2 separate regions of the Mus musculus genome follow, and region 2 is linked to region 1. Evidence: chromatin loops called from intact Hi-C (ENCODE). Cell type or tissue: heart. All regions are shown on one strand. Each heading gives the region's core, and the rest is flanking DNA. Links, peaks and the distances in the headings are about the cores only.

Region 1 (12,478 bases), core at 2,679-7,678:
TGTCTCTCTGTCTCTGTCTCTGTCTCTGTCTCTCTCACACACACATACACACACCCTCCTCAGAGATCCTCAGGAGAAGGAAGGCAAGCTTTGTACATTTGACTCCCTAGGACGCTGCGACTTCAATTCCTGGCAGACTGTCCCCACCCCCACCCCCATGTCAGTGTCCCAGGATGAGCCTAAGTTGGTGTCAGAGGAAAGTCAAGTTCACACCTTGCCCTAAATCCAGTCGACACTTCCTATGACCACTCCAGAGTCTGGTAGACAGGAGCAAGCGGCAGGGCTGTTTCTTCTGCTTGGTGAGAAGCTGAGGCTGACCTCTGGTCCTTCTGTCTAAAGATCCCTCAAGGTGGGTTTGATATGTTGGGGGAAAGGCTCAGGCTGCAAAGCCTGGGGGCTTGAGTTTAATCCCTGGGGACATACATGGTGAAAGGAGAGCTTCCATTCTGACCTCTGAAAGTGTGCTATCCCCCCACCTACATCCACACAAACACAGAATAAAATGTAATTTTAGCCAGACAGTGGTGGTGCATGCCTTTAATCCCAGCACTCAGGAGGCAGAGACAGGTAGATATCTGAGCTCAGCCTGGTCCAGGACAGCAAGGGCTACACAGAGAAACCCTGCCAAAAGAGAGAGAGAGAGAGAGAGAGAGAGAGAGAGAGAGAGAGAGAGAGAGAGAGAAGAAGGAGGAGGAAGAGGAGGAGGAGGAGGAGGAGGAGGAGGAGGAGGAGGAGGAGGAGGAGAAGAAGAAGAAGAAGAAGAAGAAGAAGAAGAAGAAGAAGAAGAAGAAGAAGAAGAAGAAGAAGAAGAAGAAAAAGAAGAAGAAGAAGAAGAAGAAGAAGGAGAAAAGTAATTTTAAAACCCACAAACTTACTAAGCCTCTTTCAACTAAATTCCTAGCCTGAACGAAGGCACTCCCCAGCTGTAGATTCCCTATCAACTATTACCTTTCCAGGCCAAAATACAAGCCACACCCATCACTGCCCTGCTGCCTCCAGCTGAGGGGGACTCTTCATGGCCACTATGGGGACTCTGAGCTCCCCTGCCAGAGCCCCTAAGATGCAGAAGGCAGCTTCCCGGGACAGCCTTCCGTCTATGGTCTCCTCAGCCCTCCTGCGTGTATGGGGGGACTTGGGCTGGAGGAGCAGGTGAGGAACAGCAGCCAGGAGGCCTGGCAGTTCGTGAGGCTGGAGGAAGGAAGCCAGGCCGCCCCCGTGCTCTCTTTGTGTTAGCCTGTGAACAGCCTGGCTTTAACCAGGAGAGTTCAAGCTGGTTTGAATCAAGTTTTTAATTAAAAATAGACGGTGATCAATACCCTAGGCAGTGCTGGAGGGGGAGGGTAGAGGCTGGAACCAGAGCGGGCGTGGCTGGGAGGTCCGTGTGACCCTCTGGCAGCTCAAGACACCTGTGGCCTCAGTTTCCCCTAGGCGGATTAACTCCGGGAGTCACACCTCCGGAAGTCACACCAGTGGGCACAGGTGAGGACAGTTGAGGGACTTGAATTATTGTCACATTGAAAAACTACACAGAGAAACAGGATCCGGACCTGCGCCCGCCTGGATCCCCAGGACTCCCCAGGGAAAGCAGCCCTGAGCACCGGTCACTGCTATAGGCGGGCACCTCCGTCCTTGCCACGGACCTCGCACTTAGCGCTGGGGAGCTGCAGAGGGCCCGTCTGGGCCCAGAGGCCTGGATGGACTTGCGGCAAACACCACCCCGCGGCTCTGAGCAGGCCCACCAGCTTTGGGCGGGACGGATCCCTGAAATCCTAGACGGTCGGTTGGTGCCCAGCTTTGAAAGAGAGCTTGCAGGGTCCCCGTTGCCGGGAGGAGGAGCAGCCTCCTGCCCTGTCACTCCCTCTGCGCTGCCCTTCGCTTTCTTCTCTCTCTTCTGGCCTCAGAAATCTTGCAAAATAATTCTGTATTAGCGTTTTGTTTTGTTTTGTTTTGTTTTTGAGATAGAGTCTCATGTAACCCAGACTAGTCGCAGTCGCCTTCAGTGTAGCTGAAGATCACATTACACTCGAAATCCTGTTGCCCACACCATAATATTCATTATTTTTATTTTTGGATTTTTTGAGACAGGATTTTTTTTTTTTTTCTATTTAGCTCTGGTTCTCTTGGAACTCCCTCTGTAGACCAGGCTGGCCTCAAACTCTCAGAGATACTCTTGCCTCTGCCTCCCGAGCGCACTGAAATTAAAGGCGTGTGCGCTGCCCTCCCTAAACACGACCTCGTTAGTTTTATTTTTATTCTCTCACTTGCTCGGGCTCCGGGGAGAGCCGACGGGATACTCGACGATAAAGAGCTCTTGTCGTGGTTTGCCTAGCGGCCTACCAGTCCGCACTCACCGCACAGCGGTTTCCACACAGTTGGGCTCCAGCCCGTCCTAGGTCAGGTGATTTGGGAACCGTGGTTCCCTGGAGAGGCAGGACGCACTTCCGGGGACAGAGCCCAGGGCTGAGAGCCCTTATCAGTGGATTAATTCACTAACAATTGAAGCGCTCCCTCGCTGACCTGCCTTGGCTGGGCCGGCCTCTGGTTTTCAGGCACCTGGTTCCTTTCCAGCCATCTTTTGCTAATTCTTCTTCCAACTGCCGCCTTGCCCTTTGCAAATGACTTATTAAACATCGAAGCTCAGCCTGGCGTGGTGGTACACGCCTGTCATCCCAGCACTTGGGGGACTGAGACAGAAGAATTGCCAAGAGTTTGGGCTACAGCAGCGAGAGCTTAAATCAAAAGAGAGAAAAGAGTCGGAGGGGAGCCCACTGAGGACATTGGGGTCCCGGTCATCCTCAACTATGTAATAACTTCAGGACAACCTGCACTACCAGAGTCTCAAAGTTTGTGTGCGCTGTGCTGTTTGCTCACTCGGTTTACCCCCATGGAGGATTGATCAGTGAGAGGTCTCCTTGACTGAAAGCCCAGGTGGGAACGGCCCCTGGCTGCCCCCACGTCCCTTCCTTGTGACTCTCTAACTCCCAGGTGCCCCTCCTCTGCAGTGAGCAGGCCAGGTGTGTGTGGACGGTTCCAGATAGGCTTTGAAAAATGAAGACATTAAAATCCTCTATGGGAGGGAGGGATGGAAGGGGAGAGGGAAGGAGGGAGGGAAGGGGGAGGAAAAGGGAAAGGGAGGGAGGGAGGGAAGGGCGGGAAGAAGAGAGGGAGGGAGGGAGGGAAGGGGAGGGAGGGAAGGGGGGAAGGAGGGAGGGAGGGAGGGAGGGAAGGGGAGGAAGGGAAGGGGGAAGGAGAGAGGGAGGGAGGGAGGGAAGGGGAGGGAGGGAAGGGGGAAGGAGAGAGGGAGGGAGGGAGGGAAGGGGAGGGAGGAAGGGGGGAAGGAGAGAGGGAGGGAGGGAGGGAGGGAAGGGGAGGGAGGTGGGGTCAATCTGACACCTGATACTGGCTCAGGTGCTCAAGGGGAGCTCTGGGCAGTGTGGGGAGGGGAAGAAGGAATTGGTTTGGGAATCTGTGGGGAAGGGTCCTCACCCGGCTCTCCCACCCACAGGAACCACCTTCCTGAATGTCTTGGGGACTTGTGACCCTGGCAGAGTCACAGAGCCAGAGAGGCTCCTCTCGGGAGCATCTCGGGGAAATTCAGCCTGGCTGGGTTGAGTCACCATGTTGGGGAGAGATTGTTGGTTTCAACGTAGGCCCCCACCCTGCAGCTCATGGTGGGGCAGGACTTGTCACCACGGTAACCAGCCATCATCCCAGCCGGAGACCAGGCTGGTATTGAATTGTGGGCTGCAGGAGTGAGAGTGAGGAGGGGGGACGGGCGCCGCCATCGCTCAGCACACACCAGGCTTAGTAGACGGGGAGGGAGGGAGGCAGGGAGGGGGGGAGGGACTGACTGGGGGGCAGGGGTTGTGGGGGTGCTCTGTGGGTGGGGTGGAGCTGGGGAGGTACCTAGATACCTTTCTATGCCTTTCTTAATTTCTTTCCTTTTCTTTTCTTTTTTATAAAGATTTGATTATTTTATGTATGTGAGTACACTGTAACTGTCTTCAGACACACCAGAAGAGGGCATCAGATCCCATTACAGATGGTTGTGAGCCACCATGTGGTTGCTGGGAATTGAACTCAGGACCTCTGGAAAAGCAGCCAGTGCTCTTAACACTGCTGAACCAGCTCTCCAACTTTCCTTTTAATTTTTAATTTTTTTTTTTGAGACAGGGTCTCTCATAGCCCAGGCTGGCCTCCAATTCCCTATGTAGCCAAGGATGGACCATGAACTGATTCTTTTGTTTCACTGAGAGGGTGCGGGGCAGACATGTGCTACCTCGCCTATTTATTTAATGTTGGAAATGAAACCCAAGGCCTAATGCTTATTGGGCAAGCACTCTACCCACTGAGCTACAAGTATTCTGTCCACTGAAATACAAGCCCTCTGTCCAATGAGCTACAAGCACTCTGTCCACTGAAGTACAAGCCCTCTGTCCACTGAGCTACAAGCACTCTGTCTACTGAGCTACAAGCACTCTGTCCACTGAGCTACAAGCACTCTACCCATTGAGCCCCAGCCTTAGGATCATTTCTTATGGGATGAGGCCAAAGCTTTGCAGGAAGTAAAGTGAAGGGCTTCATGGGTTAGAGGCTATTGTGGCTGGGCTTAAGTGATGTGTAGTTGTCTGTTCACAGTTGCTCCATCCATCTTCCAGAGGGGATGACCCCCTGAAAGCTGACCTGTGTGAGACTCTCCTAATCCGCTCTCACAGCCACGGGAGAGATGAGACCCAGACCTCGACTTTTCTCACACACACACACACCCCATCCCCACGAAACTGAGGAGCTCTGTGTCTTTTTCAACTCATTAAGTATTTTTTCTGCCACCTCTGGGCAATGGAAAAAAAGGGAGTCCCGCCCCAGAAACCTCAGAACAGTTGCACATAAGGCCTTGGCCTGGGGTGGTCTGTAGACTCTAGTAACTCTAGAGAACCAAGAAACGGGCAACGCAGGTTCCCCGCGTGCAAAACCCGGAGTCTAAACAGATTACACCCTAAACTCAGGGTTTTCGCCTCCAGCTGCCATGCCTTTGCGGGATATAACCCAATAGACCGGGAGCGCCTGCCCTCTTCTGGACACAATGTGAACTTCAAGACGATGGGGCAAAGCTGGTGGGTGGCAGGAACACGGGCTCTCTCTCTCTCTCTCTCTCTCTCTCTCTCTCTCTCTCTCTCTCTCTCTCTCTCTCTCTCTCTCTCACAGACACACACACACACACACACACACACACACACACACACCCCAGGGTATGGTGACACCTACTTGTAGTCTCAGCCCTGGGAAGACAGGAACAGGAGATCCTGGGGGTTTGCCCTCGGCCAGTCTAGCCAAACCTACAAGCTCCAAGGCGAGGGGCAGGAGAGAAGGTTCTGTGGCTAAGGGTGGCTGCTGTTTTAAAGGGCCTGAATTCAATTCCCTGCCACATGGAATACAACCCTGTGACTCCAGCTCCAGACCCAACAACATGGGGCAACTCATTGCACATGCCCCAGTGTAGACACAGCTACACACAAATTTTTAAATAAGAAAAATTAATCTTTTTTTTGTTTGTTTTGGTTTTGTTTTTTTGAGACAAAGTTTCTCTGTGTAGCCCTGGCTGTCCTGGAACTCACTCTGTAGACCAGGTTGGCCTCGAACTCAGAAATCCGCCTGTCTCTGCCTCCGGAGTGCTGGGATTAAAGGCGTGCGCCACAATGCCCAACTCTTTTTTTTTTTTTTTTTAATCTTTTTTTTTAAAAAGTTGTCAAGCCATGTTGGTGCGCACCATTAATTCTAATACATGGGAGCAGCAGCCAGCCTGGTCTACAAGGTGAGTTCCAGGGCAGCCAGGGCCACACAATGAGACCCTGGTTTCCAAAAAAGGCGGGGTAGCCACAGATCAGGACAGAGGGGTGGTGGAGGAGGCTTGTATGGGACTGGTGTGCACTGAACACTGTGTGTCTTGGTTTTACTGGTGATAGGAGAGGCCTGTAGACTCACCCCAATCCCTAGAACTAGATGACTATGACCCCAGCCCTGCAGCTGTCAAGGCACCTGTGTGAGGCAGCTCCGATGGCACAGAGAAGGCTGATGGGGCCCTGGAGGTGGCCCTGGGAGCCCAGGCTAGAGGAGGTAGACTCCAGGGTGGGGATCGTGCTATGTTTAATAGTGATTTGAGGACACCACGGTTAACAGTGCGGATGGGAGAGAAGAAAGCAAGAGAGCAAGCCAAAATGCAGCAGAAGTGAGGGCGGGGATGGGGTGGGGAGGATGGGTGTGGCGGGCGTTGGGCAGTTGGCTGTCTAGGTGGCAATGGGGGAAGGGAGGGTGGGATTGAGAGAGGACAGTGGAAGGTGAAGGAGGAGACAGGAGGAAGACATGAAGGAGGAGATGGAGGGGAATGAAGGCGCTGGAGGAGGAGGGAGATGGGAGAGGAGATGGAGGAAGAGAAAGAGGAGATGGAAGAGGAGATGGAGGTGAAGACAATAGGGCAGATGTACGGTGCATGGCAGTGCTTGGAAGGAAGGGAGTCTGAAAGAGACAGTGGAGATGATCACTGGAGGTGAGAGAGAAGAACTCAGCCTAGGATGAGGCTATCTCTTAAATGGAGATGGACCCACACCATAGGTCAGCCTGGGCCCTGAAGAAGAGTCTGTGACTGGCCTGGTGCTCCCAGGCTCAGTTTCCTCTGCACTGAAATGGAGAGAGCTTGGCTTGAGTTGACTTAGAGGCTGACAGCTGCTATAAGGGTCCCTGTAGCCTCATCTTCCAGAATCCTTCTCTTGGGCAGCGGGAAATGGGGAGTGGGGGGACCATGGGTTCAGACAGCAGTTCAGCCTGGAGCCAGGGCTGTGTCACTAGACGGAAGACAGGGAGCAGGCAGTGGTTTCATGAACCATCCACCCAAAAGGGACTTTTTGTTTCTTTCCAGACTTATTCTGTGGCTGGCCTCTCCCCTACCCTGGGTTTGGGGTTCCCCTTTAGAGACTCCAAGAAGATCCACCCAGGTCTGGCCTGTCAATGGTTTGTCTCTGGCTGGCCCTCTCTAGACAAATGATTTACTGTCTCTGTGTGAATAAAAGGAATATTTTATCATAAGGACAGAATAACAAATCCATAGAAAGCTCTTGACAAGAAAATCTTGTGTGTTCTGAGAATCTGTATTTCTGTCCCCTTCTAACAGTCTAGTAGTAGACTGCTAGGTGGTACCATAGGTAGATGGGTGGATGGGATGTGTGGATGGATGGGTGGGTGGGTGGATGGATGGGTGGATGGATAGATGAGTGGATGGGTGGGTGGGTGGGTGGGTAGATGGATAGATGAGTGGATGGGTGGGTGGGTGGATGGGTGGGTGGGTGGGTGGGTAGATGGATAGATGAGTGGATGGGTGGGTGGGTGGGTAGATGGATAGATGAGTGGATGGGTGGGTGGATGGATGGGTGGATGGATAGATGAGTGGATGGGTGGGTAGGTAGGTAGGTAGATGGATGGGTGGGTGGATTGTGGGTGGTGGGTGAATGGGTGGATGGGTAGATGGGTGGATAGATAGATAGATGGGTGATTTCTTCTTCTAGTTGGATCCTCATCCCAGGATGAGTATCTGCCACCACACTCCTAAGAACCTCAGGGAAGACCATCTCCCTTTGTTTCTGTTAGTGTCCATCCGCCAGCATGGAGCACCATCTACCTGCCAGCCTTTGCCAAATATAGGTGCATATTTGTAGGGTTTAGGATGGAAGCCAGGGTCTTACCATGCAGGTTGGCTGGGCAACAGTCAATTTTCATTGTCCACTTGAGGCAACCAAGGACTACCAGGGAATGGCGTCTCAGTGAGGGACTGTAGCGTAGGTGGATGTGGGCCTGTCTGTGTGGGATCACCTTTGTGCTCTGTTATTGTTTGAGTCGGGGTCTCTCTATTATGCGGCCCTAGCTATCCTAGAACTCGATCTGTAGACTGGGTTGGTCAACTTAAAGAGATCCACCTGCTTTTGCCTCCCGAATGCTGGGATTAAAGTCATGCACTATCATAACTGGCCAAGGGGTTCTCTGTTGTGTTACCTTGGGTGGGAAGAAGACTGGTACATTGTCCCTGGATTTGGGTCCTGAACTGTGTGAATAGAGAAGGCATGGGAGGGGGCTGTGTAGACAGCTCAGTAGTTAAGGGCAGCCACAGCTCCCAGCAACTGCAGCTCACAGCCACCTGTGACTCCAGCTCCTGTGATCTGCCTCCCCCTTCTGGCCTGAGAAAGTACTGCACGTACACACGCAAGACACTGCCCCACTCTCAACTAAAAACAAAACTAAAATGTAAAAAGAAAGAGTGGGGAAAAGTCAGCTGAGTTCAAGCAAGAGTGCAAGCTGGGTAGTCACAAGCAAGCTTGCGAGCCGAGTTGTCATGAACCCTTTCCCCCTAGCTCTCTTCACCTCGGTATTTTATTCCAGCAACCAAAACGGGTCCCGCTGCCGCCCGTGCCTCAGATCCCAGTCTGTGTGTTCACACGTGCACGGGTGACGTCAGAGGTTCTCAATTCCTCTCACACTATTTGTTTGGAAATTTGTTTAGTTTTACTTTATGCATTTGAATGTTGTGGCTGCATGTCTGTCTGTGCACCACGTGGCAACCTCAGAGGTCAGAGAGGACGTGGGATCCCCTTGAAGCTCGACTTACAGATGACTGTGAGGCCCCTGGTGGGTGCTGGGAACAAACCTGGATCCTCTGTGCTCACAGACAGTGCTGTAACCGCTGAGCTGAGTGTCCCTCTTGCCCTGATCCACCTTTTTCTTTTTTTTCTTTTTTTTTTTCCTTTGAGTAGAGTCTCTCAGGAGACCTGCGTCTCACCGATTAGGGCCAGGCAGGGTTGTCTTGGGATCTGCCTGTCTCCCAGTCCTCAGCGCTAGGATTTCAGAAGCTCACCTCAACAGCAGACTCTCGTGGGTTTGGAGGATTCAAACTCGGGCCCTCCTGCTTATCTGAGGTCTTTACTGACAGCTTTCTCCCAGCCTTTGTGACATCCTTCATCTCTAAACCCCACCCGCCCCCAACCAGCTTGCCCATCTGCTGAGAGATCCACCTTTTGCCATGGGATGCTCGTGGTTTGGCCATGCGTGTCGAATCCATGACGCAGCCACAGAGACTGTAAGGATTCCATTTCCTCTTTTGTGCAACTCTGCAGATCCTTAAGCCACTCGAGCAATTTCACTGCCCAAGCGGGAGGCAAAACCAACTCATTGAGGCTTGTGTAAGGGAGGCATTCATGAGGCAGTGAGCTCTCAGGACTTACCCTGGAGCTTTCCGTTCCAGGCTGGTACCGCAGCAGTTCCAGAGGGAACCCTCTCCTACAGAGCAACTCCCAGGTTCTCTTCTGTTCTGGCATTTTTCACTTATCCTACACTTAATGTAAGCCCTGAAGGGGGATGGGGGAAAGAGAGAGACAGAAAGAGAGACAGAGACAGACAGAGACCGAGAGAGAGATACAGAGAGACAGTGACAGAGAGACAGAAACAGAGAGACTGAGACAGAGAGACAGAGACCAAGAGAGAGAGAGAGACAGAGACACAGAGAGAGACTAAGAGAGAGAGAGACAGAGAGAGAAAGAGAGAGAGAGAGAGGAAGGAAGGAAGGAAGGAAGGAAGGAAGGAAGGAAGGAAGGAAGGAAGAGAGATCTGTGAAATATCATCCACTCTTGCAGTCCTTGGCTCTCTGTGTTTGTTTGTTTGTTTGTTTTCTTTTTCTTTTTTTTTTTTTTTTTTTGGTTTTTCGAGACAGGGTTTCTCTGTATAGCCAACTCTGCCTCCCTAGTGCTGGGATTAAAGGCGTGCGCCACCAGGCCCGGCTGTGTTTGTTTGTTTAAACAGGCTCTCTATGCAGCCCTGGCTGGCCTGAAACTTGCTATGTATACCAGGCTGGGATTGAACTCACAGAGATCCCCTGTCTCTGTGCTAGAATGAAAGGTGTGACCACTACACATCACTCCCACTGTACCTTCATCCCAGTTTTGTGCTTAATATCAAGATAGTTGGCGAAATATTCTGGTGGAATATACATTTTCCTTGTTTCTTCCTTCCTTTCTTTCTTCCTTCCTTTCTTTCTTTCTTTCTTTCTTTCTTTCTTTCTTTCTTTCTTTCTTTTATTTTATTTGTTTGTTTAATGTATGTGAGTACACTGTCATTCTCTTCAGACACACCAGAAGAGGGCATCAGACCCCATTACAGATGGTTGTGAGCCACCATGAGGTTGCTGGGAATTGAACTCAGGACCTTCGGAAGAGCAGTCAGTGCTCTTACCCGCTGAGCCATCTCTCTAGGCCCCTGTTTCTTTTTTAATTAATTAATTTATTTGGTTTTGTTTGTTTGCTTGAGCAGCAGCCCTGGCTGTCCTGGAACTCACACTATAGACCAGGAACTCAGATCCCTCTGCCTCTGCCTCCCAAGGGCTGGGACTAGAGACATGCACCACTCCCACCCGGCTATTTTACTTTTGATTACGTATATGAGTGTGTCTCTGTACATACCAGTTCCCACAAAGGCTAGAAGAGAGCATAGAGTCCTGTGAGCTGCAGTTACAGGTTAGCTGCCCAGTCTTCTGGGACCTAGACGTTGGTTCCTTGCACCGGCAGCAAATGTTCCTAAGTACGGAGCCGCCTCCAGCCCCATCTGCCCTTGGAGTTTTTGTTTTCTGGTTTCTGACCCCCTGAAAGCTTCTCTGGATCTTTCCCATGGCATCTGCCTTTCCTTTTTGGAAGCTTTAGGAAATTTTTATTTATTCTCAGGGTTCTGAAACGTCACAAAGACGTGTCTGCCCATTTCCATTCATCCACATGAAACCCATGTGCTTCAGTCCTGATTCTTCCTTCCTTCCCTATCACTGTGATAAAATACTTCAAGAAAAGCCAACTCAAGGGAACAAGGGTTTGCTTGGCTAATAGTTCCAGGTTCATTGCTTTGGGGAAGAGGAGGTTTTAGCAGCTGGGGAAGATGCTCACACTCTGTCTAAAGTTAGAAGAGACAGTGAAAACATGCATGCTAGGGCACTCACTCCAGGGATACCAGCCTAGAAAACAGTGCCACCCACAGTAGGCAGGATGCCAGCCTAGGGAATGCTGCCACGCACAGTGGGCATGTTTTCCCACTTCAATGAAAATAATCAAGTAATTCCCCGGCAGACAAACACAGACCCTGGTCTCCTGGGTGATTCTACACTTTGTCAGGCTGACAATTATCTTTAACCATCATATCTATGTACTTACATTTTTTATTTGTTGTTGTTGCTGTGTGTATGTATGATGCATGTGTGTGTGTGTGTGTGTGTGTGTGTGTGTGCGCACATGCCATGGTGCACCTATGGAGGTCAAAGGTCAATGCTGTTTTGTTTTGTTTTGTTTTGAGACAGGGTTTTCCTGGCTCAAAACTCTGGCTGTCCTGGAACTCACTCTGTTAGACCAGGCTAACCTTGAACTCAGAGATCCTCCTGCCTCTGCCTCCTGAGTGCTGAGATCAAAGACATGCTGTGCGCCACAGGACAATGTTTTAGAGTTGATTCTCTCTTTCTACCTTCATGCAGGTTCCAGGGATTGAACTCAGGTCACTGAGTGAGGGTGGCAAGCTTTTACCCTCTGAATTATGTTACAAACTGTCGCTCTCTCTCCTTTATCTGGTCATCTTTGTATCTGTTTTGAGTTGCATCTAGACCAGATGACAAACATTCTAACTCCAATTTGTAGACCCTCTACCCCCTAGCCACGCCCCCAACCTCTCCCTGGGAGATTTTAGGCAGGGGGATGGGCTCACAACAGACAAAGGCTGTGAACTGAGGTGGACAGGTCCTGAGGGAGTTCCAGAACTGGGCCAACAGGCGGTCAGGACTCTTTACTGCTTGAGATATAACCCAGGGCCTACAGTCAGCCACGTCTTCATCAGACCAGTCACACATGAGTCCCATTTTGTCCTCAACAGATGGGACTGCAGCATGTCAGGTATGATACACAACACCTACACCTATAGTTCTGGGGAAGGGGCCCATTTTGGGGTTGGAGTCAGGAGCCCTTGCTGAAGCGGCTGGCTGGCCGGGGAGGAGGGGAGGATTAGCGTTAGGAAGCTGAGGACCGCTCCCCTCTGGAGGCTCTGCTGCAGCCAGTGATGGCTCTGACTTGTGTTATCCAGCTGCCCCTTGCTTCATCTGTCCCCACACTGTGTGACTCCATGTCTTCCCCATACCTCTCTAGCTTGTCCTGTCCTCCATTTTTGGCTGTCTCTGCCTGCCTCTCTCCTAGTGGTCCAGTTTACACTGATTCCCAGACTTCTGCTCCCTGTCCCCTGACTCTGCCTGGCCTCCTCCCCTCCCCTTCCTTCCCCTGGCTTGTCCCATCTCTTCATCCTTGTGTCTCCCGTCCTCTTCCTCCCTCACATCCCTTTGTCCCTGCTGTGTCCCCTTGACCACGTTTCCTCACTCCTGGTCAGTGTTCTGCCCCTCCTCACGTGTCTGTGTCCCCTCACCCCC
Region 2 (12,478 bases), core at 4,399-9,398, 51 kb after region 1:
CTCCTTGGTGCCCCGCAGGCCACCGTCCTCATGCTCTCTGCCCTCCTTGGAGACAGGCTTCCCAGGTGCCTTGCTTTCAGGGTCAGCTCCAGCCTTGGGGCTGCTAACATCAGCCTTTGGGGGGCTGGTCACATCATCTTCTGAGTCTGAGAACCTGGCCTCACAGCCACCGAAGGGGTCACAGGGCTTCTTGAGGGCAGGAGTGTATGGCTCAGCACCCCTGGAGCCCCGCGGTCTCTTGGTGGCCCTCTCATCCCTAGCACTGGCCCTGCCAAGGTGCCGGGCTGAGTAGTTGGACAGTGGGTCATACTCTAGATCTGTTGAAGGTTTTGAACTATCCACCACATACTTGCCACCAGACACAGGGCGGCCACAGCGGCGCGGCTGGCCCACAGCCTTGGGGACATACTCCAGGGCACCAGCACCTCCTGCAGCTCTGCCCTGACTCCTGTCTGAAGGGGCCAGTGAGTACTTGTGCCCTGGCTCGGCAGGGACAGCCAGTGGGGTGGGCTGGTAGGCAGCATCCGGGCTCAGCAGGCCACCCGGCGTGTAAGTTAGGGCCAATGAGAAGGTGTCATCGTCATCTATGCTTGTGGCAGGGCTGCAAGGCGCCAGGGCTGAAGGCCCAGCACTGTGCCCCCGTGCAGTCTCGAGGAGCTCCTGGTAGCGCCTCTGTTCCAGCTCCACCTCGCCGCGCACAGCCTCGATGGCCTGGTTGACCAGCTCCAGCTCCAGCATGCCATCACCCTGACCCAGAGCACCATTCTCCCTCTGCACAGGAGGCTGGGGCAGCTCTGGGTTGTACGGGTCATAGCCAAGCCCTGGAAGGGAAGAGAACACAGAACAGCCACTGAGCAAGTTTGCTAGAGATGTGCAAATTAAGAGAACCAGTAGTCAGCTGGCCATGGTGGCGCACGCCTTTAATCCCAGTACTCGGGAGGCAGAGGCAGGTGGATTTCAGAGGCAGGCGGATTTCTGAGTTCCAGGCCAGCCTGGTCTACAAAGTGAGTTCTAGGACAGCCAGGGCTACACAGAGAAACTCTGTCTCGAAAAACCAAAAAAAAAAAAAAAAACCAAAAACATAAAAAGAGAACCAGCAGTCCAGAACCTACTGCATACCAGGCTTGGGCCTCAAGAAGCCCTGCTGTGACAATGTAACACCACTGTGACACTGTAACACTGCTGTGGTGGGATCACCCAGTTTACTCTAGGACCTGTGCAGAGGTGTGTGTGTGTGTGTGTGTGTGTGTGTGTGTTGCTGGGGCTCAGTGGGTAGGGCACTACTGGGGACGCACAGGCTTCATCCCCGCATGTACTGGTGTGGTGGCCATGCCCATCACCCAGCTCTAGGAAGGTACAGGCAGGAGGATCAGGAGTTAAAGGTATACTCAGCTACAGAATGAGTTCAACATTAGATTGGGCAACATGAGATCCTGTATCAAAGGGGGTACAAAAAGAGGTTCCCTGGAGAGCACTAAGATGGGAGTCAAGCAGTGTGAGGCTCTGGACTGGCCTGTAGCACCATCCCCAGCCGAGTGCACGGAGGTTAAACTGGCAGCCTTGGCAAGCTCAGGTTCATGAATGTGTCATTCTGACTGACATAGGGTCTCACTGGTTGAAAGGCTAGCTCAAACTCCTGGTCTAGTAGATCCTCTTGGCTCCACCTCCCCTAGAGCATAGATCACAAGCACAAAGCAGCAAGCCCAGATTTTTGTTTTGTTTTTTTGTTGTTGTTTTTTCAAGACAAGGTTTCTCTGTGTAACCCTGGCTATCCTGGAACTCACTCTGTAGATCAGGCTGGCCTCGAACTCAGAAATCCGCCTGCCTCTGTCTCCCAAGTGCTGGGATTAAAGGTGTTCGACACCACACCCGGCGTGTGTGTGTGTGTGTGTGTGTGTGTGTGTGTGTGTGTGTGTGTGTGTGTTTCATTTGAGAATCCAGAGAGCTCTTGGGTGCAGCACCCACTCGACCCACCAGGAGCCAAAGCGATTTAACTAATTCATTCCAGTGCTCAGCCTTCACCACTGAGCTGGCACCTGAACCTCCTGTGCCTCACTGTTTCACAAAGCACCTGAAAGGGAGGGGCTGGAGCCAGCCAGAGCCACAGCAGGCAACCTACAAGCCTACATGTCTAGTCCAGGGGATGACACCTCAGCCTCCATGGGTACCCACTACACCCATGCAGACACACATTCATAATGAGGAGACAAATAGGGGAGCCCACACCTCCTGAAGGACGAGAGAAGGGAACCTCTCTTGCTGAGAAAGGGGATGAGACAAGACGGCTCACGGAGGGGGCGGGGCCCTACTGCTGAGAGGCAGGGGCAGAGGCTGGGTCAAACTCGCACGGACCTGTGAAAAGAATTGGCAACTTCTCTGGACTTTCCCTTTAGTTATTTGATGTAAGATCTTACTGTGCCAGTAGAGGCAGAGGCAGGCGGATTTCTGAGTTCGAGGCTAGCCTGGTCTACAAAGTGAGTTCCAGGACAGCCAGGGCTATACAGAGAAACCCTGTCTCGAAAAACAAAAAAAAACAAACAAAAATAAATCTTAGCCAGCCTGGATGTACAGCTGAGGGTGACCTTGAACTTCTGATCCTCCTGCCTCTACTTCCCAGGTGCTGGGGTGACCCAGGGTGAGATTCCAGGCTTGACTGGGCTGGCTTCTTAAAAAGTAACATTCTAAGGATCAGAGGCAGTGGGCTAGCCATGCAGGAGGCTGAGGCAGGAGGATCAGAAGTTCAAGGCCATCTTAAGCTAGCAAAACACAATCTCAAAAGAAACTTGTCTAGCACACCCAAAGCCCCCCCCCTCCCCGGGGAGGGGAGAGGGAGAGGGATGAAGGAGGAAGAAAGGAGGAAAAATTTAGAAACTAAAACATTCAACCAAGGCTGAACTGACCACTGCACCCAGAGCCCCTGCCAGCAAGGCCCTGCCTGAATGCACACCTACTGTCCTAGGACTCAGGAGACTAAGACAAGAGGATCACACCAGCCCAACGAACAGTAATGCGGGAGGACTGCAGAAGGAAGGCATGGGCCTTTCTATGCAAGCGTGGACACTCAACCTTGCTTCTTGGGAGACAGGTTGGTCCACACAGGTGACTGAGTTCACACTATAAAGGTTATCTTCTTGGGGATCCCCCACCTATAGGGAAGGGTCCTTGAGTCCCAGGTTGGGCAGTGATGGAATGGTCCATCACCCTACTAGTGCTACAGAGAGAGCGCTGGACAGGAAACTGGGGTCCCCAGGTTGAAACGGCACCTGGTCAGCCTGTCTATGGGAGGAATGACCCAAATACAGCTAAGCAGCACTGTCCTGGGTAATTCCTTCCACACATCTGTCTAGACCTCTGACAGGCCACGCCAGAGGCACCAGTCTCAGGGGCAGCATCACACTGGTCCTCTCCTGACAACAGGAAGTCAGTCCCTGGGCAGCACCAGCACCCGAGGTTTCTGCTCAAGGCCAAAAGGCTGATAAAGGCCAAGAGGCTGCTGGGGCCTGGCTCAGTGAGAGCTCTGATAAGAGAGCTCCCAGCCTGGAGGTGGAAAAGGGTGCTCCTCAGACAGAGGGAAGGAGAGGCGAGCGGGCAGTGCAAGGGGTGCTGGGGCGAGGTGCTGGGAGAACCAGTCCACGCTGGGCTGTCTCAGATGCGTTCTGCCGGGCATGGTCCTGAATGCCAAGCCAAGGATGGCCATACAGCCCAAAGGTCTCCACAGAGGACTGTGATCCATCTTTCCTAGGTTGACCCTTTCCACCCTACACTGGGATCCAGGCACGCCCCTCAGCTCAGCACCACTGGACACATGAGGTCATCCAAGCAGGACCAGACTCCGAGGTCACCTTCAGTGGCTCACACACAGAGACCACACATGTCGGCAGCAGGTCGCCAGAGAGCTATGGGAAGCTGCACACAAGTGTGAGACCTGGCCACAGAAGAGGGCGGGAGAGCCTAGGAAGTGCTGCTCAGCCTCAGTATAGGCACACAGCAAGTCTTACCCTACGAGGATCCCTGTCCCCAGGTCATCCTTCAGAGCCCTCCCTTTCCATAAGGCCAGCCCTGTAGGATGCCAAGGGCTTCCAAGCAGATGGAGTTGCTAAGTGGGATGCAAGGGGTGCCCCCTCCATGCCTAAGATGCTGGGCTCTCTGAGGCAGGAACAGCCATGGAGCCTCCATGGTCACCCGACAGTCCAGAAGAGAAGCTGATAGGTAAGGCGGTGGGGCCACATGCTAATATCCTGGAGCAAGGCAAGAGGTAGCCTTCCTTTCCCATGGTCCACAAGGGCTGTGAGCCAATAAAGAAAATTCTCTAAGACCAGCCTGGCCGTCCTAACTGGATCCCAGTGGAGATGGCCAGGGCCCTCTATGCCCCACCCTGACACCAGCAGAGACCCAGTCAGGATGTCTCCCAGGCCCAAGTTGCCAACTCACCAGAGCTCAGGCTGGCGACTGAGGGCCCTGCATCTTCAGAGGAAGAGCATGCTGGCCAGTATTATGTGAACACGGTCCTTTTGTCACTTGTCATGGAGGCTGGTGGGGTCATGTGGGGCTTTCAGACGGTTAAATGCAGCCCTGCCCCCACCACTCCACATGACGGTTTCTGCTCAGAACTATGGCAAGGTCCCCAACCAGGTTCTCTTTGTCACCCACTCAGGTCTGGGACCTGCCCCAATGCCCACCTCCCACTCAATGGACAGACCCAGGACTCCCAGTCCCAGGACTCTCAACACACAAACTCTCAAGTCCTCAGATGAACAGCTCACTGCAGCTGCAGGAACCCTGTTAACAGAAGACCAGGATGAGCTCAGTCCCAGCCTTTCCCACTACACAAGACAGTATCCCACAGCAACCAGTGGCACTTCAGAGTCACCAAAACCTTTCTAGAAGGCTGGATATCAAGTCAGCATGTCAGCAGAGTTTTCTGTTGGCATCTTCCAGCCACTAGACAAACTCATATTGGCCTTCAAAACCTAGTTTAAGGGATGGAGAGATGGCTCAGCAGTTAAGAGCACTGACTGTTCTTCCAAAGCTCCTGAGTTCAATTCCCAGCAACCACATGGTGGCTCACAAGGGATCCAAGGCTCTCTTCTGGTCAGCTACAGCATACTCATAGGCATAAAATAAATCTTTAAAAAAAGCCTGGCATGGTGGTGCACGCCTTTAATCCCAGCACTTGGGAGGCAGAGGCAGGCGGATTTCTGAGTTTGAGGCCAGCCTGGTCTACAAAGTGAGTTCCAGGACAGCCAGGTCTACACAGAGAAACCCTGTCTCGAAAAACAAAACAAAACAAAAAAAAATCTTAAAATAAAGTTTAGGAGTCGCATGACAAGAACCTGCCTCTCAGGGCTGGTGAGATGGCTCAGCAGGTAAGAGCACTGACTGCTCTTCCGAAGGTCCTGAGTTCAATTCCCAGCAACCACATGGTGGCTCACAAGGGATCCAAGGTTCTCTTCTGGTCAGCTATAGCATACTCATAGGCATAAAATAAATCTTTAAAAAAAGCCCGGCATGGTGGTGCACGCCTTTAATCCCAGCACTTGGGAGGCAGAGGCAGGCGGATTTCTGAGTTTGAGGCCAGCCTGGTCTACAAAGTGAGTTCCAGGACAGCCAGGTCTACACAGAGAAACCCTGTCTCGAAAAACAAAACAAAAAAAAATATCTTAAAATAAAGTTTAGGAGCCATATGACAAGAACCTGCCTCTCAGGGCTGGTGAGATGGCTCAGCAGGTAAGAGCACTGACTGCTCTTCTGAAGGTCCTGAGTTCAAATCCCAGCAACCACATGATGGCTTACAACCACCTGTAATGAGATCTGATGCCCTCTTCTGGTGTGTCTGAAGACAGCTTCAGTGTATTTAATAATAAATAAAATCTTTGCCGGGCATGGTGGCACACGTCTTTAGTCCCAGCAGTTGGGAGGCAGAGGCAGGCGGATTTCTGAGTTCGAGGCCAGCCTGGTCTACAAAGTGAGTTCCAGGACAGCCAGGGCTACAGAGAAACCCTGTCTCGAAAAACCAAAACAAAAAACAAAACAACAACAAAAAACCCAAACAAACAAACAAAAAACAACCCAAAAAAAACCAAAGAAACAATAAATAAAATCTTAAAAAAAAAAAACCTGCCTCTCCTCAGCCCCCAGCTACTTCTCAGTTCCCAGCTATTCTCTCCAGAACCAGTGTGAGTCAGTGTCCATGTGCTTGACTGTCTATCCTTCTACCCAGAGTCCCATAGGTGTGCGCTGAGTCAAGGATGGTCAGAGCCTCAGAGAGCCGCAGAGCACGTGGGCCTAGATCACTGGCAAAGTGAAGCAGGGCTGGAGACCTGCCACCCACTCCCAGCACTCCCCGGCTACTGTGGAACAGAGCTCCATCATCCTTAGAAGTGGCTGTCTGCAGAGACCACTGGAGCACTGCAGCACCCACGGACAAGCCACCTTCAAGACAGGAGCATGCCCTAACTCCCACAGGGCTCCTGACTGCCACAGGTACTCTAAGACTCAGCATGAAAGAGCCCCCTTAGAAGCCATACTTCCAGGAGTCAGCTAGCACCCCACCCCTGCAGACCTTCCTAGTTATCTGCCTGTCCTAGACAGGCTCAGTTCAGTGCATCTGCACCTGGCGCTCCCTCCCTCTGTGGGAAGGTGTCCTGGGACAGGATGTCAGCTGCAAACCCCTACTCCAGCTGTCCCTGTACCAACAGTCACCTGAAATCCCAAGTCCTTTATCTAAATGGCAGCAGGACAGACAGGCCACAGAATCAGGTCAAGAGGGTCAGGCGAAGGATGGTCTCAGAAAGCAGCAGTGTCATAACGAAGACAGAGGAGCAATGAATAGGGGCAGATGTGGGACAGATGTAAGCTGGGCAGCTTGCACTCTCCACTAACAGCACTCTAAAGATCACCGGGCAGGTGTGGCAGCTGAGCAGTAGGGGTCGGCATCCTAAATTCTGTCCTGCTTATATATTGGGATGCCCATCTGCCCTCTAAGCCACTTTCCCCAGCCAGTGGAACCAGCTGCCCACCACCAGCAAGGTAGCCAAGGAGTGTAGCCCTGAGGCTCTCTCGCTGGGCAGAGCTGGAACTGGAAGAGTTGGTCGAGGAGAATGTTCACCAGACACCTGACACAGCAGTCCAACCAGAGGACCATGGCGTGTTACTGTCTGTTAGAAGGCAATCAGGGCCTTTCTCCTCACTGATGTCTCCGGGCATCCACAGGGCCAGCTATCCCTGACAACCATGTTGTGGACTGCAGCGCCCCCTGCTGGCATTTCCTGGAGAAGTGGGTCTTTCTCTGGGAAGGAGCCCAAAGTGGCAGGAGTCCCTTGGTCCCGAGGGACTCTAGGTTGCTCAGACAAGGAAAGCCACTTCCAAAGCCCCTGTCTCCCCAGGCAGTGCACCAAGCCTGGTCTAACAGGTCAATGGCAGTCACAGGTCTCATGTGGTGGCAGGGTTCAGTGGGAAGAGGCCAGAAGTGTCTGTCCCCTCTGACCCTCACTGCTCAAGCATGTGCTGTGGGAACTGGGATGGGATCCAGGCCTCCAGAGGCCCTCAAGGCTCAGAAGGAACTTGGCCACAGCCACTTTCTCGCCCCACCCCCCACTCTCTGCCCTAGGAACACCCTCCTTTACCTGACAAAGCCTGTTCCTTCTAAGAAGCTCCACAGCTTCTGTTCTGGACTTGCCCTTAGCACCAAACTGTCCACAGGGAAATATGGGAACACCTCTGGCTGGGCGTGTGTGGAGCCACTCACACTTCACTCCTGGCTGCCACCCACACAACATTGCTGGGGGTCTCAGATGGAGGTTCCAAGGCCCTGAAGACATGGCAAGGGTGGGGGTGGGGTTAGCTCTCTGGCTCAGACACCCTGATTTCTCATTTCTGCTCCTCTCATACATACCCCTCCCTTGACAGGGACAGTAGCTGTGTTGGGGCCCGGGCTTCGTGTACACCAGCCAATAGGAATCCAGAGAGAAACCCAAGGCCCAGTCTTGCCACTCACAGGGGCTACCACCGAGGAATCACCTCCTATGCCCATAGCTCTAACCTCCCTCACTGGTATCAGTGAACAAACTTCCTTTGTCCCTCAGCCTGTCTTCCTCCATAGCACTCAGCATCTCAACAGGGTAACTATGTATCCCAGCTGAGAAAAGGTGGCTAGCTTCTGTTGCAGCTCTGAGCCACTGGAGACCAGTCACATAAGGGTTTGCTTTCCTGTGGGTACAAAGGCCATGGAGGGCTACTCCAGGGAGCCCAAGGGATGCCACCAAGGCTGAGCCACAGGTGTAGGGACTTTATCCTAATCCAGAGCAGCCCAGGCCCAGGCCTCCTCAGAGGAGCACTGAGGAGAGGACAGAAGAATCCCCAGAGCAGGAAGAGCAGGACTGGACATCATGTCTAGGACACCAGGAGATGCCACGAGGAACGGAGCACCATTCCCTGAGGACTGTCAGACACACAGAGAAGCACCAGACCCCAAACATGACCTTCTGGGGAACCAAGTAACCAGCTGTGGCGCAAGACAGCACAGGAAGAACAACGTGAGAGGAAAGGTGAGGACCAAGCACTGCTCAGGGATGGCACAGTACCGGGGACAGCACTGCTCAGGGATGGCACAGTACCAGGTACAGCACTGCTCAGGGATGGCACAGTACCAGGTACAGCACTGCTCAGGGATGGCACAGTACCAGGTACAGCACTGCTCAGGGATGGCACAGTACCAGGTACAGCACTGCTCAGGGATGGCACAGTACCAGGTACAACACTGTTCAGGGATGGCACAGTACCGGGTACAGCACTGGGATGGCACAGTATTGGGTCCAGCACTGGGCACAGCAGAAGACAGCTTCCATCCCCAATCCACAAAAAGGAAGTAAACTTTAAAAGCCAGGATGTCAACTTAGTGGTGGGGGTGCACACCACTGATCCTAGTGCTCTGGAGACAGAGGCAGGAGGATCTCTGTGAGTTCAAGGCCAGCCTGGTCTACAGAGTGAGTCCAGGACAGTCAGGGGTACACAGAGACCCTGTCTCAAAAAACAAAACAAAATCCCACAAAACAACAAAAGGGTGAAAGAGATGGCTCAGGGGTTAAGAGCACTGGTTGCTTTTGCCACGGTCAGAACTCCATCCGTAACACTAATGGCTGAAGGCATACAACTACTTGGAAATTCAGACCTAGGAATCCAATGTCCCCCTCTGGCCTCTGCAGACACACCGAGTTGGACACCCATACAGGCATAAGTCTATAGGAAACGAAAGGCACTGCATGTCACCAAGCTGGGCACTGCAGCCTGAGAGGTCGCCTATGCCAGGCACTCAGGGCCCACCCTGCAGTGAAATCTGCCAAGCTATGCCCCTCCTCTTCCCAAGCACCTGGGCTGAGTCCCCGGCTGACCCGGCAAGGACAATGGCGGCCAGGTGTGGAGCCTGACCACCACACACAGAGTTGTCAAAGGGCCACTTGCAGTGCAGGTGTCCTAGGCCAATGTATGTGTGAGGATGGGGACCCAACAACAAGAGATGTGGCAGGTCATGCCTGGCCCTCAAACTCTCAGAGGGCAGAGGCAGGAAGATCACCTCAAGTTCGAGGCCAGCCTGGGCTACACAGTGAACCTATCTATCCATTTAAATGCTCGATATATATATATATGTATATATATATATACACACACACACACACATATATATATACCATTATTTAAATAAAAGACAACAGCTTGAGAGAGAGTGGTCTAAAATAAACCTGGGACCTGGGGGTGGAGTCAGTGGTGAAGTTCACCAAGCCATTTCTAAGGAACAGAGGCCACCAGAGGGGACTAAACGGTACTCTAGTCAACAATGCCCTGTCTCTCTTTTAGAGATGACCACATATGTAACCCAGGCTGGCCTTAAACTCAAAGAGATTCACCTGCCTCTACCTCCTAAATGCTGAAATTAAAGGCATGCACCACCATACCTGGGTGCCATGCCACTTTTTAAAGGTTTTTGTTTTTAATTTCATCCACATGAGAGTTTGCCTGGGTGATTGCATTTGCACCACACATGGCTGGTGCCTTGGAACTGGGTTTACAAACCAGCCATGTGGCTGCTGGTAACCCAATCCAGGGCCTCTGCAACAGTAGCAAGCGTGGCCCCCACCCCTCAGACAGGGACTCACTGGCTATGGATTTCTGGAACAAGGCTTCCTATATAGACCAGGCTGGACTCAAACTCAGAGGTCCACCCGGCAATGCCTCTAGAGAAACGGGACTAAAAGTGTGCACGCAGCAGGCCCAGCCCAAAACAGAAAGTGCTCTTAAATCGGAGCCATCTCTCTAGGCTCTCCAATGTCTTCTTTAAATGCAATTGGAATCCTAAGGGTCCGGTTAGGGCCATCCCAGAACCTAGGAGGTTGCAGCTTCAGGGTCCTGGGTCCAAAACTAGCCTGGCCTACAACAGTAAAAACAAACAAAAGACAAATAACAAAACCTTAATGTCTTTTCTCTAATACAATACTTCCTACACACTGCCTGATCCCTGAGGCCTTCTTCAAAATGTCATCACACTAATTGCGACATGCTCCCTGCCAAGCTCAAAGTCCACACCCGTTCAAGGCAAGGGGGTTTTCCGCTCGACAAACAGCAGGTGCCCCTATGGCCTTGTGCATCCAACTACTGGAGACAGTGGGGGGGGGGGGGGGACTCATCCCAGGAAACTGTCGCGTTCGTAAACAAGGTATGCCACAAGCGCACAGGGTGGCGTGCGTGGTGACGGGAGGGAATGATATATCGTTCGGAACAAGGTGGACAGAATAAGAACCGGAGGAGTTGCACCAAGTCCCCTAGCTTGGGGACGGGGATGCACGGTCTCTCGCTCCGTCGTGACCGTCTTTATGCTTTAATGACCAGAGAGGTCTAGACATTTGCACAGCATCGCGATGGCAGCTAGGAGAGGGACAGCAATCTGACAGTGCGCGGTCTGGCTGAGCAAGGGAAACATGTAGCACGGGCGGGCTGTGGGACCCAGGGCGGTCCTATGGGCTTTACCTGATGCAGGAGATGCTGCGCCGCCGCTACCGGGAGCGCCGGGACCCCGAGCTCCGCGGTGCCGGAAGTGGCAGTAGGGCCGCCGGCAAGGCCCCCCGGGAGCTCCCGCCCAGTATGGGCAGTCGATGGAGCGGAAGAAGCCGGTAGAACGTAGCATGGTCCGTTCCGCAGCGGGGCCCCGGCCCGGAGATACCCGGGACCCCGGGACCCCTCCTCACACTCGCCCCGGAGGCTTCCGCTCGCGCTTTTCGGACCCCGCCGACGCCGCCATCTTGCCCCGAGGCCCCCAGAGGCCCCCGGGACGCTGTCGCTAGGGACGCCGGGAAGGGCTGACTGAAGTGCGCCTGCTTACAATGTCGTCTCCCGCGGAACTGTAGCCGTCGGAAGACCCGAAGCTTAGGACAAGAGAAGCTTTAAAGAACGCGTGATTATATGCTTCTGGTCCTGAGAACCTTCCGGCACCGGACTTTCGCGGGTGCAGCTTCGCAATCTTGAGCCTCAAGCCCCTGAGAAGCCTGGGCTGTCCAGAGTGCGCCTGGCTGGAAATGCACCGCGAGTCTCCGCTGTAATCTTTGGCTATATAAGGCCGTCGTGCGCCCCCCGGAGGACGAGGAGAGCTTCACGGCCAGGGTTTTTGTTTGATTTAGGATTTACTTTCTAATTCTATGTATGTGCAACATGAGTGTTTCTGATTCTCGCTGAAGTCAGAAAAGGGCTTTGGATACCCAGAAATTGGAGCTACTCATGGTTATGAACGGTCATGTGAGTACTGGGAACCGAACCCAAGTCTCCAATTGCTGTAAGTGCTCTTCACCACTGAGCCAACTCTCTAGCCAGGGTCTTAATTGGCTGAGGTGCCTATCCTGAGAAACCTACCTAATTGATGCTCAAATAGTCACCTAACCACGAGGGGTATCAGTGGGGCATTTCTTTTTTCTTTTTGCCGTGCCTAGATACATACACTAGACAAGGGCACTCCAACTAAGCTACACTCTGGAAATATATTTGATTTTTTTTTTTTTGTTTTTTTGTTTTTTTGTTTTTGCTTTGTTCTGGGGTGTTTGGAGGGAGGCGACACTGTGCACCCGCATGCAGAGGTTAGAGGAGCATACAGCTTCCCACCCCTTTGTTTAGTCTTCCATTTTCTTTCCTTTAAGACAGGCTTCTTCACTGAAGTACTTCAGCTGGGCAGGCTGGCTAGCAAGCTCCCAGCATCTGCTTGCCTCCACCCCAAAGCCTAGGGTGGCACTCACCTGGTCATACCCAGCTTTAAATGGGTGCTGGGGATTAGAACTCAGGTCCTGAGACCTGTGCACAGCTTTCTAACCCACTGAGCCCTCTCCCCAACCGCTTTTCTGTTTTGCTTTTGATTGAGGTAAGGTCTCATGTAACACAGACTGGATGGACTTGCCCATTACACAGTGCTGGAGATGAAACGCAAAGCCTTGTGCTTGCTAGA

Evidence for each region. A loop is a pair of places that touch in the nucleus more often than their neighbours do. Peaks named below come from ENCODE experiments on the same cell type or tissue, not always from the same donor. Only the 100,000 strongest peaks of a DNase experiment are listed, where the experiment ranks them.
Region 2: a loop joins it to region 1, with 3 times the contacts of the local background. A loop is called at or near these places in 8 of 42 quality-filtered maps.

The regions. Positions count from the first base shown.
Region 1 is chr10:80,501,340-80,513,817 of GRCm38, forward strand. The region is part of intron 1 of Onecut3 (one cut domain, family member 3); the gene reads left to right. Among named protein-coding and RNA genes, the nearest start is that of Onecut3, 13 kb to the left of the region's middle. In heart, for the core only: a CTCF peak has its summit at 5,054 (motif pointing left); no DNase peak of the experiment used is centred there; H3K4me3 peaks cover 420 bases; H3K27me3 peaks cover 4,283 bases.
Region 2 is chr10:80,550,245-80,562,722 of GRCm38, forward strand. It overlaps Rexo1 (REX1, RNA exonuclease 1), which reads right to left and starts at 11,316. Exons shown (of 15, transcript NM_025852.3): 1 at 11,020-11,316; 2 at 1-821. The coding sequence starts at 11,176. Gm31057 (predicted gene, 31057) reads left to right here. Exons shown (of 3, transcript NR_168571.1): 2 at 2,960-3,085; 3 at 3,743-5,137. In heart, for the core only: a CTCF peak has its summit at 7,272 (motif pointing left); a DNase peak (open chromatin) is centred at 7,377; H3K27ac peaks cover 1,344 bases.